Linked DNA regions of Homo sapiens: all the other regions are linked to region 3. A link is a contact called in ENCODE Hi-C or POLR2A ChIA-PET data. All regions are on one chromosome and are shown on one strand. Each heading gives the region's core, a stretch centred on a gene start or an enhancer-like site at or near the end of the contact. The rest is flanking DNA. Distances are from core to core; before and after follow the strand shown. Region 1 has its middle 21 kb from the start of RREB1. Region 2 overlaps RREB1 (ras responsive element binding protein 1). Region 3 has its middle 74 kb from the start of LINC03055.

Region 1 (4,209 bases), core at 634-3,133, 280 kb after region 3:
GGTGACATCTTTGTATGTTGGAGGGGCAGGCAGAAAAACAACAGCTCTGTGCTTAGAGCCATTTCTCCAGTTTATCCCAAGGTGCTCCTTATCACTGTAGTTTAAGTAAGAACCTTTCTCCGCCTTTCGCAAATCTAGTGTCTTGGTGTGCATTTAGGAAAAAGAGGAATGGCACTTCAGCAGCTTCTCATGTCCAGCCTGGCGTTCCAGCAGCCCTCTTCTTCCCATCCTTAAGGTGCGGCCCACAGGGAGGGTGGGGTTCAGAGCTGTCTGAACAAATCAAGTTCGATTTGTTGGTCTGTTTTAACCACAACACCTTTTAAGAAAATTAAAATCACTATTTCAAGTAGGGACTAAGTCGGTAGAGGGACCCCTCACTGTTGTGATTTCTGGGTGTTGGCAAATGGTACCGCATCATTTCACTGTCCACATGGGGACTTAGGATTGGTTCATTCTAGGACCTTGGGTGATTTAACCTCTCTGAATCTCTTTTCTGTCAATGGGGGCAGACTATCTGCCTCAAAGGGCAATTGCAAGGGTTAAATGAGGTCCCTTGGGCAAACCACTTGACTCAAAATTGAGTCAGGGCTCTCAGCACATGTCAACTTTTATTTGTTTCCAACTTCATAATCCAGATTTATTGAAAATGCAATGTTTTGTTGCTCTGAAATTCACTATAAATGGGTTAAGGAGGGCCGGGCGCCGTGGCCCACGCCTGTAATCCCAGCACTTTGGGAGGCCAAGGAGGGCAGGTCATCTGAGGTCAGGAGTTCGAGACCAGCCTGAACAACAGGGAGAAACCCCGTCTCTACTAAAAATACAAAATTAGCCGGGCGTGGTGGCACATGCCTGTAATCCCAGCTACTTGGGAGGCTGAGGCAGGAATCGCTTGAACCTGGGAGGCGGAGGTTTCAGTGAGCCGAGATCACACCACTGCACTCCAGCCTGGGCAACAAGAGCGAAACTCCATCTCAAAAAAAGAAAAAAAAAAAATAGAATGGGTTAAGGAAACTGGAGGAGACCAGGTCTACAAGGGGTATCCTTAGCTGCTTGGAAGACAGAAAGGAAAGACAACAGAGAGGTAAATAAAAGCAATGCTTCAAGCAACTTGAGATGCCAGAACACCTAGAAAGACCCAAGGCGGATGAAAAGCCCCAAGGGATATGCAAGCCTGGGGGGCCATCTGGGTGGTTTGCATCCTAGCCCGCTGACCTTGGAGGGGCTTTCCTGTCTTTCCCTGATTTCTTTCACTGCTGAAGAGGCTGCCCTCAAAGCCTGGAGCACTTGGCAGGGTTCCAGGGATCTGTACCAATGCCATGCCTCCTGATGACAGAGCAGAGGCTGGTGATGCTAGCTCACAGCCATGTGGCCTTGGCCTTGTCCTGCCTCTCTCTGACAGATGCTAGCATCAGTGGATGCTTTTGAGTTTCACATAGAAGACTGCTGAACTCTCAATTCTTGGGGTCAGGAGGTCTGAATCTAAGTCTCAGCTCTGCTTAGCTTTGCTGCTCTGAGTAGCTTTGGACTTTCAGCAAGTCACACATCAGCTTTCAGAATCCCAATTTCCCAATTTATTAAATGACTGTTAGACTCATTTAATAGGTGGGCTCTGGGTCCTTCCCCCGCTGGCCGGTATGCATTTTGAAGTCACCTCACCAGGCCTCCTTCAAGGCAGCACCACCTTTCAGGGTCAGTACCTAAGGCACAGTCCCTAACTACCAGCACCTCTCAGACTCTGATCTGATTTTGAAAAATTGTAGTTTTGGAAGCCTGATGTCCACAACCATGACCGAGGTTGCTCAAATGACTCTGATGAGTTTCCAGCACACCCTACACCCTGGCTGCACCCACAGCGACCCCGTCAGCCCAGCCTTCCTCAGCTTCCATCTGTGCGCCTGCTCCTCTTCCCCTGCACTATCTGAGAATTAAAGACGCATTCTTAATGAATCTTTCACTTTCAGTGTGTTCTTCCTGAATGAGTCGTAACTTCCATTTTTTTCTAGCTTCGCTCTCTGATCTCAAGGGCCACATCTAACAGAATTCACGTGTTCGATACAAAAAAAAAAAAAAGAACAGGAGGTTTCCACCTCTTTTTATTAATCAGAATGATTTCAGTTTAAATTAAATGTCCCACACAGAATTCCTTTAGAAGACTAGAACTGTTCATTAGAAAGTGAAAGTAGCTGATAATCCTTTTTTAAATATGAGGGGGGAAAAAAACTGGCAAGTCATTTAAACATCTTTCCTCTGGTAACTTACAAAAAATAAGCAAAATACTTTAATTTTGTCACTTTTCTTTTTCCCTCCTTTTGCCCACAATAAAGATGTCATAGAAGCTTTTCCATTCGTGCCGGACTCCTTAGGTTGGAGAAATAATTGGCTTTTCCTGGAGAGAAGGGTAGTGACAGACTGTGTCTGAGGTATTCTCTTGCAAATCCCTGAGGGTACTGAATAACAAAGTCTGTCTAGCTTCCAGTCTGCAACTCTTCTCGCTTTCCTTTGAACAAGGGCAGTAAGTTGCTCTTTTTCTGCCCAGCTCTGGCACTGAAAAAATCCAGTAGGTGGCCAAAGAGCCTTTAGAAGACTAAAGGCAGCTTCAGAGAGCCATTGGACCAGATTTTAAAAAGAAAAGTGTGCTTGTATCTTTGTATTGCAAACAATGCTGGAGGAGCTGAATGGTGCTTCAGACCTTGGGCTTAAAGACAGGTGACTTATTTAGGCCCCTTACAAATGGGCATGTTTGACTACAGCTAAATTAAGTTCTCAAAATAATCCCTGAAACTGGAGCTTAGACTGTTGAAGCAAGTACTCAGGGCAGACGTCTCAGGCGTACTCATTTTCACCTTTCATTTATGACATGGTGTCATCCTTCACAGCTCCACAGAAAAGCTCCTCCAGTGTTCTCTGTGAAACAGGAAAGAACTCTCTATGCACCAGATAAGCCAAACCCCTGGAGTTCCATGGGCTGAGAACTTTGCCCTTCATAAATTACTTCTGTGAAAAGTTCTAAGCTGAGGAGATGGCAATAAAGAAATTGCTCTGCGTTGTTTTATGGTTCCAGCATTCGGTTTCCTGTGGCGTCCCGTGGTCTTTGGTTTGAGTCATGAGAAGAAGCCTGAGAAGCAGGTATCACCCTGCTCTCAGCTAGGTATGTAGAACTGGCTACGGTACTGTGGACATCCCATTTGCCCAGCCACAGCTGTGTGCTGTATCACTGGGATGCTCTGAGTGCAAGGTGCATCTTTGAACGAAATACTAGATGTGACTGGTGCCTTCAGCAGTCATGTGGCAATTTTTAAAAAAGTGTGGTAAAATATAAATTACATACAAATTGAGCATCTTAACAATTTTTAAGTATACAGTTCAGTGGCATTAAGTATATATATGCACAGTGTGATACAACCATCATCACCACCCATTTCCAGAACTTTCTCATCTTCCCAAACTGAAACTCTGTACCCATTAAACACAAACTCCCCATTCCCCACCCCCAGCCCCTGGCAGCTGCCATTCTACTTCCTGTCTTGTTAAATTGGAGTGCTCTGGGTACATCATATAAGTGGAATCACACAATGTTTTTCCTCTTGTGACTGGCTTATTTCACTGAGCTAACGTCTTCAAGGTTCATCCACTTGTAGCATGTGTCAGAATTTCCTTTCTTTTTAGGGCTGAATAATATTGTATTGTATGGATAGGTCACATTTTTTGTTCATCCATTCATCTGTTGATGGACACTTCAGTTGCTTCTCTGCCTTTTGGCTATTGTGAATAGTGCTGCTACGAACATGGGTGTACAGATGTCTCTTCAAGTCCCTGCTTTCAGTTCTTTGGGGTATATATCTAGAAGTGGAATTGCTGAATCATATGGCAATTCTATTTTTAATTTTTGAAGACCTGCCATACTTTCCATAAAGTCTACAGCATGTTACAATCCCACCAGCAGTGTTTAAAGGTTTATATTTCTCTAGAGCCTTGCCAACACTTGCTATTTTCTTTTTTTTTTTTTTTTTATAATAGGCACCTGATAGGTGTGAGGTGGGGTCTCATTTGGCTTTTCTTGCATGCTCCCATACTCTTTTATTATAGATTTATAAGAGTATTAATATCTAATACTCCTTTCTATAGTTCTTCAGGAAAATTTTATTTGCTATTCTCATCTGCTTGTTTTCCTCAGATGTACTTGGGAATTATTTTTGTTATATTTCTCCC
Region 2 (3,897 bases), core at 735-3,234, 390 kb after region 3:
CCTTTCTTTACATCTCGTTGGCTGGATTTGAAACCTGGGTGCTTTTGTTTTTACTTCAGTAGTGGTTTAAAGAAGGGCGACATTTTCTTTGGTGCTTCTGAGTCCTCTGATAGCTCCGCCTAACTTTTCTGGCCAGGGCTGATAAAGGATACTCCCTGGAATGGTCAAGAGCCTCAATTTCTTCATCTTTAGTGGGGGTAACGTTTACTCACAAAATCCGTTAGAAGGATTAAATGCTGTAACATATACTCAAGCCTCTGGCTCACGTTAGGTGCTCAACAAATTGTAGTTCAAGGCCTTCCTTTCTCCTCTCCCTTAAGATATTTAACCCAGCAGTTCCTTATACATACTAGTTCAGCAGATGGATTTACTAAAGTGAGAAAATAGACTCCCAGCTTCTTAACAATTGGGGCAACGTAGACTGCATTCTAAGAACCCAAGAACCTGGTAACAGTGCTGTGTATCATGTGCTGAATTTCCATGGCCAAGTTGTGCAAATCCTTATTATTTGAACACTTGCCTTTTTTTCTTCTTTTTTGATTGCTTGTTCTATGATGTTTACATATATATGTGTGTGTGCTTGGGTTTTGTGTGTGTGTGTGATTTTTTTGTTTTGTTTTGTTTTGTTTTGAGACGGGGTCTCACTCTGTCTCCCAGGGTGGAGTGCAGTGGTGCCATCATAGCTCACTGCAACCTCAACCTCCCAGGCTCAAGCGATCCTCCCACCTTACCCTCCCGAGTAGCTGGGACTACAGGCACACTCCACCATGCCTGGCCTATTTTTATACTTTCTTAGTGTGGATTTGCATTAATACTATTAGATGAGATTCTGTGGTTCTTTCCAGAATTTTTACTTTGCATTTTAGAAATCTGTGAATAATCGAAAGCTGCCACTATCCTCTGAGAAAAAGGGTAGGCAAGTGTGATCTGTCACTGAATTTTATTCTTCAAATTAGATAAAAAGTGTAAGAAAATTATCAAAGCTAAAAGTTGGCCAATTTTAATTGACAGTCTCTTGTGTAGCCTGTTTTTTATTTGCTAGACTTGACCTTCCTCAAAACATTTTTCCCTTTTACTTTGTGTTTTTTTCTTTTCTAATACCCTTTAACAATCAGCACAGCTTATTTTATATATATGTGTGTGTGTATATATGTATGTATGTGTGTGTATATATATATATGTATGTGTGTATATGTGTGTGTGTGTGTGTGTGTGTGTGTGTGTGTGTGTATTTTTTTTTTTTTCTTTTTTGAGATGAGGTTTCACTCTTGTCGCCCAGGCTGGAGCGCAATGGCACAATCTCTGCCTCCTGGGTTCAAGCAATTCTCCTGCTTCAGCCTCCCGAGTAGCTGGGATAACAGGCATGCGCCACCATACCCAGCTAATTTTGTATTTTTAGTAGAGATGGGGTTTCACCATGTTGGCCAGGCGGGTCTCAAACTCCTGACCTCAGGTGATCCGACCACCTCAGCCTCCCAAAGTGCTGGGATTACAGGCGTGAGCCACCATGCCTGGCCTATTTTATATTTTTGAAGAAATATTTGAAAAACCTCTTGTGGCCGATGCTTACTTTTGATTTAGAATTTCTCTCTGAATTGAATTGACCAAGTTCATGTTCAGTTATGCCAAAGAGCATAACAATCATAAAACTGTCCAAGTGGACACTGTCCCCTCAGTGGACATGTTAAGCAACAATCAAGCCTTTTTCGTCCTATCACTGGTTCTCAAATTTATGATCTGGTTCATAATTAGTTTTTTATCATTTGGCCAACTGGATGCTAATATTTATAACTTAAGTTTTCTTCTGTTTTAGCAGAGTTGTTGTCAGTTTGTGTTTTGGAAAGGAAATGCAAAATAAATTTTATCTTTAATGCAAGCAGTACAGTATTTTTGACATATCTTGTTGAGGTATTTCAGCAGCTCAGTCTTACCGGGTAAAACTGGTGGATGGCAGCAGAATCTGGAACATCGTGCTTGCCCACACTTGAACAGCAGGCAGTGGTGAGAGTGAGAAATTAGGTTAGGGAAGGTTAGGGATGGGCTTGCTGGGGGTAGGATGACTAGCAGAGAGCTGGCCTCTGCTCCGGAATGCAACATGCCCAGGTGTCCTCTCCCACCATGCCCCTCGTCTGATGCACTGAGAACTTTGAACAGGTCCTGAGTGTGTGTCCGGTTTAGTTTCATAACTCGAAAGTAGCAAAGTCAAGAGGGAGCCTGACTTCCAGCATTAGATCACAAAATGAAACCTGCAGGGAGCTGGCAGCATTTCCACCGTAGCACTTCACAGGGCTTTATACCTTACATTTTTCCGCCTTTGTTTAAATATCCAACCTGTCCGACCTGTTCGGGCTGAACAAGCTGGTGCTAGCAAACACTGAAGCGTGCCCACTCACTGTCAACCTTTTTCTGATGTGTTAAGGAAGGTGATTAGTGGCAACATTGTCCCCCCCCCCCAACCCCCATCCCACCCTCCCCACTGAAACATGAACAGGAAGCACTGAAGTCTTAGCCTGTGTATTCATGACACGGATCCTCATCTCACCTTTGGCATGTCTGTGTGCCTGTGGGCCATCCTCAGCTTCTCTTGGGGCTCTGGGATGCTTAGTGGAAAGGTTGTTGGCCTTCAGTGGAGACAGATTTTGTATTTCCTTAAACCGGAGATTCAGTTGCATAATGGGTTCATTGGTCCTGTGGTGTCAGCACTTAATTCTTCCTTTTCATGCTTATATAACCCAGCTTGCTCAAGAGGACTGCTGTTCCAAGTTTATGGGTGGGAAAACTGAGGTCTGCCATGCTGCAGGTTCTTCTGGGGCCCTCCTCTCCAGTTTCTGTTGGTAGATGGTGTACTGTTCCTCCCTCGACATCTCTGGAGAACAGAGGCCATGTGTGCACCATGTCCATCCGTTTTAGATAAAAGTGGCTATAGACGGCCTTGGTCATACAGAAGGGCTCTGTCGCCTGGTTGGTCTTGGGAGGTGACATTTCTCTTTGGATTCATTTATATTCATTCTCTCTCCAATCTTGGTTCCCCTTTCCTTGCCAGCAGTTTCTCAGTGGCCCGTAAGTAATATAACACAACATCCCCAGAGTGGGTGGCTTTCCTTTTTCACTACGCTGCTTCTTGCACTCGCCCACGGCACCTTCCACTTCCCTTGTGGGCGCATGGCCGACCATCTGGGATGGCCCCACCCGTGCATTTCTTGTTCCTCTTTTGGAACTGGCTGAGGAGTAGCAGTGACTTAGCACTGCCCTATCATGAAGATAGTCATCTCTTCCTCCTGCACAGAAAGTGAGTAAGTAACTAGGTCCTGCCTTCTTGAAGACACCTCAAGTGATCGCCTTTCAAGCTGAAGTGGGAAATGGCCCGTGACTTCAGCACTTCCCTCCTCCTACAGAGCTTAGGTGTGGGGATTGGGGTGTATGATTTTAGTCGTTGCCCTGGGAAGCTGGTCTCTGGTGGCCGGCGATGGCTTCCCTCAGAGGGGACAGCTCTGGGCTCTTGAGATCACTTTGGGAATGATGACTTCAGTTGGGGCACCATCACCTCAGACTGTAATATGGGGATATTCAGCATCCCTGCTGGGAGAGGCCAGCCATGAGTGTGGGGATTTGGACCCCAGGCTGCATGTAAATGTTGAGGAAACTGAGGGAGGTTAGCCTGGGGAAGAAGAAGAGGCCATGGCAACACAGCAGCTGCCCTGAGGTATCTAAGGCCTGTCCGTGGGAAATGAGAGCCTTCCACTGATGTCTCTGGACTCACCCAGGAAGGTCCTAGCTGGCCGATTATAGCTCTATGTTAATGAGAGTTCTCTTTGGGTGAGAGGAACATCAATTCATCCAACTTCTGAGGTCTTTTGTTTGTTTTTAAGAATGTCTGACTTTGTATGGACATATTAC
Region 3 (4,350 bases), core at 1,024-3,523:
TGTAAAATGGATACTAAACAGGAGCCGAGTGAACTCTAAAGTCCTTCCAGCTTTGTGATTGCACAATTTAAAAAGCACAAATTGCGATTGCAGGATTTGGACCTCCTCCACCTCTGTCTGAAGGTCCCTGTGTCTGTATTATAATTGGCTATTTCAACAGTCATTCACTTTACTAATGGGGTAGGTAGTTTGGGGAAAGAGGTGTCTCTTGGAGTCCTCCAGGCACAGTGAAGGGGGAAGAAAGTAGGAGCTTTAGTTTTCTCTAATGAACAGCGACCACTTACCTCACAATGTTCACAAATGGGCGCCTGCCCCATCTCGTTGTGTCAGCTCTTTGGGGAAAGATTTTTATGCTTTTGGAAGTTCATGAGCACATAGAAATGATCATAATTTTCACTGCAAGAGAAGAAGTTTTCATTTAACTCCTCCTTCATCTGCTTGGTAAATTAAAACACACACTCAGAGAGAGACAAAGTAGATTAGTGGTTGCTTATGGCTGGTGGGGGGAGGGGCGAGGCAGTAGGAGAGGGGTAGCTAAAAGGGCTTCTGATATTCTACAGCTGACTGTGGTGATGGTTGCGCATATCTGTGAATGCATTAGAAATCATTGGCTTATAGACTTTATTTATTTATTTAAATATTTATTGAGACTGAGTCTCACTCTGTTGCCCAGGCTGGAGTGCAGTGGTGCCATCTGGGCTCACTGCAACTTCCGTTTCCCAAGTTCAAGTGATTCTCCTGCCTCAGCCTCCTGAGTAGCTAGAATTACAGGTGACTACCACCATGCCTGGCTAAGTTTTTTATTTTTATTAGAGACAGGGTTTCACCATGTTGGTTGGCTAGGCTGGTCTTGAACCCCTGACCTCAAGTGATCCACCCACATCAGCCTCCCAAAGTGCTGGGATTACAGGCATGAGCCACCGCACCCAGCCTGGACTTTAAATTGACCAATTGTGCGGTGCATAAATTACATCCCACACAAACACACACAACACATGTTGGCAAGGAAGCACCATAAGAGGACCCTGAGTCTCCCCGTGCTGATGGTAGGGACTAGAAAATAGACCATCCACACGTGGTCCTAGGTGAGGTCAGGAGAGGTTTAAGGTGGTCAGAGAGCAGGGAGAGCCCTGTGGCAGAAGAAGTGGCAGGTACAAGGACTGGAGGATGGGAGGGGCCTCATAGGGAAGGAAGGGCAGGGTCCTGCTTGGGCAGGTGCACCTCTCTTGGTTGATCTCAGGGTCTTAACGGTAGATCACCAACCAGGTCATCTCTTTCCAGGCTGAGGTGTGCAGAGATTCCTGATAAGGAGGGGACCTGGGGCCAGGCTGCCTGCTCCTAGCACAGGGTTCTTGCCTACCACCTCTCTCTCCCACCAGCACCAGAAGTGCCAGGGGTGGGGGCAGGTCGGGGGGGTGGGCAGCGGATCTCAAGGCTTCTGGGAAGTGAAAAGTATATCTTCCTCCAAAAATTTTAGATACATAAATAGAGCTTTACTGATTCCAAGAGATAGTATAGTGAGATTATTGCAACGAATTTAAAAAAAATCATGATTTGGATCTTAATTTGGCAAACTCCCAGCTGTGTGACATTGGGCAGGTAAGTTATGTCTAGACTTCACTTTCTTCATCTATAAAATGGGGACAGAGATTATGCCTTCTTCATCGAGTAGTTGTGGAGGTTCAATGAGAATATGAATTGGAAACACTTAGTAGAACACCTGGCCCCTAGTAAATACTCAACGAATGTCAGGTGGTGTTGGTCTTCATCTTTATTGTGTGAGAAGGATGATGAACTCACTGAACATATGAGGAAACTGAGAGGCCAGAGTGGAAGCCAGGACTGTCATGCAGGTCTCTGACGCGCTGTCAGTTTCTGTTCTGCAGGCTGTGAGCTGATTTGTACCTGGGAAAGCCAAAGTGTTCACATAGACTAAGTCAGAATAAGCTCCTCCAACTCGACTTGATCCTGGGTGCAGAAAATGCTGGAAGCCTGACACAATCACAGCCCAAAGGGAGCAAATGAAAAGAAATCCTCTGAATGAAATTTGGGGTCTCACTTCGGGCAGCACCCACCCTCTGCAAAAGGGAGATGTTTCCACAGCTGCTGATCCTGGATCCAGAGGCAGCACTCCCTCCACGAGGGACACTCGGGCATTGTAAACTCAAGCATCCCTTTGTTTTCCATTCTTCACTCAGACATTCCTGATGACTAACTAGGGATCAATATAAATCACGTCATTGTGATCTCGGGTCTTTTCCTGCTAAAGAAAAGTAGAGAGTATAAGGAAATGACGGTGGTTTGAAAACAGAAAGCAAAAGTACTCCCTACAAAAGTTATCTGGAGCTATTAGGAAAACAAGGAAGAGGCTCCTGGTGATTTGGAAGCCGGGCCAAGGTCTAGGATGCAATTGATGTCAATAGGTCCTTTGCAGGTAGAGGGACAGGTGAGGTCATAGTCTGACGTCTGTTCTTACAGGGCTCCTCCCTGGAAATGACTCGCTCTCTCTGTACTCATTTCCTCTCAAGGCTTTGTTCCAGCAAGGGTTTCTTTTGAAATAGGAGAATCCCAGGTGGCACAGGATGGGATGGGGTCTCAGTGGGAGCAGTTGCTGCAATTGCGAAAGAGGAGGAGGAGGAGGAGGAGGGGAAAGAGGCAATACTTCCAGCCTCCAGGGAAAATCTCTGTGCTTGCTGCCTTATCACAGTGACTGGGTAAGCCCAGGGATCCAGTAACGAAGGAAGGAGGTAGGGGGTGGCCAGGACAATAGTTCAGTTGTTGTCCAAGGCACGCCCTCATCACCTTCGTCATTTCTCTTTTTGAGGCAGAAATCCACCCTCAGATGCACACACAAAGCTGTCATTAACAGAAGCTTCACGTGCACCCCGGAAAGCAAAATTGGGCACTCGGCTTCAAAGGAAACGGCTTCTTCCTTCACAATACTTCATCACTAAATGGTTGTCTGGCATGTTTGTTTTTTCAAATGTCCACATTTTATTTGTCCAACTGATTGTCTCTTTATCAGCAGCAGCCAGGACCACAGCTGAACTGTTTGTGAGTTGGTAGTTTATAAAATCAATGCTAAGTCTTTGCTAGTGTTTCTCTAACACGCTCATTTGTATTTATTCGTCTCAGAAGTCAAAGAAAAAAACACAACATACAAAAGGCAGAGTGGTGCTTTTCTATGTCAATATGTGTTTGAGGACTTTTCTAGCTAATTGACATAAACTCGACAGCTAGACCAGATGACAAGCAAGAATATCCATCCCATAATGAGGCTTCCGGCACTGGCTTAATCAAGTAAATCCAGAAAACAAGGCTCAAAATTACTTGAGAAAGGTTTTAATTGTTTTTGCATCTTTTCTCTTTTTTCTTTCTCTTATTTTAGAAAAATTATTCTTAGAGGTAGAGTCTCAATACACTTCCCAGGCTGGTCTCAAACTCTTGGTCAAGCAATCTTCCTGCCTCAGCCTCCCAGGTAGCTGGGACTATAGACCTGAACCACTGTGCTGTTTTTGCATCTTAAAGGCAGAGCTCTGAGGGAGAGGTGGATCCCAAGCCTGTGGGTTCACCTGCTCTAAGAAATCAATAAGTCAAGGGAAACATCAAAGGGCATTACACATATGGGCTTTGACGCCAGGCCGACCAACTTCAATCCAGGTCTAAATGAGGGTTGAGCTTCTCTGAGCCTGTTTCTCATTCCATAAAATGGGAGTTGCAATTGTACCTACTGCATACAATTATTATACAGTAAGTATTTAAAACAGTGCTCAGCAAACATGAAAGAACTCGATGTTGAAGATAAATGTGTAGTCCACCTCCTCAGTGTGACAGATGCAGAAAGTAAAATTCACAGAATTTGTGCAAACCTCAGTTAGTTCAGTCAAGTCCAGAACCCAGACTCCTGACTCATAGTCCAGTGGATTTGAAATTTTTTTTAATTATTATTTTTTATTTTATTTATTTATTTATTTATTTATTTATTTATTTATTTATTTATGTTTTGAGACAGAGTCTCGCTCTGTCACCCAGGCTGGAGTGCAGTGGCACGATCTCGGCCCACTGCAAGCTCCGCCATTCTCTTGCCTCAGCCTCCCGAGTAGCTGAGACTACAGGCATGCGCCACCACGCCCAGCTAATTTGTTTTGTATTTTTAGTAGAGAGGGGGTTTCACCATGTTGGCCAGGATGGTCTTGATCTGACCTAGTGATCCACCCGCCTCGGCCTCCCAAAGTGCTGGGATTACAGGTGTGAGCCACTGCACCTGGCCACGCCCAGCTAATTTTTGTATTTTTAGTAGAGACGGGGTTTCACCATGTTGGTCAGGCTGGTCTTGAACTCCTGACCTCA

Evidence for each region. A loop is a pair of places that touch in the nucleus more often than their neighbours do. ChIA-PET counts read pairs that join two places held with the same protein, here RNA polymerase II (POLR2A). Pooled maps may share reads with other maps.
Region 1: a loop to region 3 is called in a map of naive thymus-derived CD4-positive, alpha-beta T cell, with 4 times the contacts of the local background. The contact joins two enhancer-like sites. A Hi-C loop is called at or near these places in 1 of 168 maps with a recorded cell type or tissue (naive thymus-derived CD4-positive, alpha-beta T cell), 4 of 37 single-sample maps with no recorded cell type and 7 of 50 pooled maps. POLR2A ChIA-PET finds 5 or more read pairs at or near these places in 3 of 52 experiments (activated B cell, activated CD4-positive, alpha-beta T cell and activated CD8-positive, alpha-beta memory T cell).
Region 2: a pooled map shows a loop between it and region 3 (2.0-fold over the local background). The contact joins two enhancer-like sites. A Hi-C loop is called at or near these places in 1 of 168 maps with a recorded cell type or tissue (gastrocnemius medialis) and 1 of 50 pooled maps. POLR2A ChIA-PET finds 5 or more read pairs at or near these places in 2 of 52 experiments (H1 and T-cell).

What each region holds. Positions count from the first base shown.
Region 1 is chr6:7,084,753-7,088,961 of GRCh38, forward strand. No RefSeq gene overlaps it. Among named protein-coding and RNA genes, the nearest start is that of RREB1, 21 kb to the right of the region's middle. RefSeq lists an enhancer at 1,311-1,400 and a silencer at 3,178-3,247. Within about 2 kb of position 1,884, at least 19 of the 41 ENCODE cell types and tissues checked have a DNase peak (open chromatin) inside an H3K27ac peak, as active enhancers do.
Region 2 is chr6:7,199,052-7,202,948 of GRCh38, forward strand. The region is part of intron 6 of RREB1 (ras responsive element binding protein 1); the gene reads left to right. Among named protein-coding and RNA genes, the nearest start is that of RREB1, 93 kb to the left of the region's middle. RefSeq lists enhancers at 1,985-2,279, 3,044-3,193, 3,244-3,293. Within about 2 kb of position 1,985, at least 21 of the 41 ENCODE cell types and tissues checked have a DNase peak (open chromatin) inside an H3K27ac peak, as active enhancers do.
Region 3 is chr6:6,809,063-6,813,412 of GRCh38, forward strand. No RefSeq gene overlaps it. Among named protein-coding and RNA genes, the nearest start is that of LINC03055, 74 kb to the right of the region's middle. RefSeq lists enhancers at 1,816-3,015, 2,404-3,345. Within about 2 kb of position 2,274, at least 19 of the 41 ENCODE cell types and tissues checked have a DNase peak (open chromatin) inside an H3K27ac peak, as active enhancers do.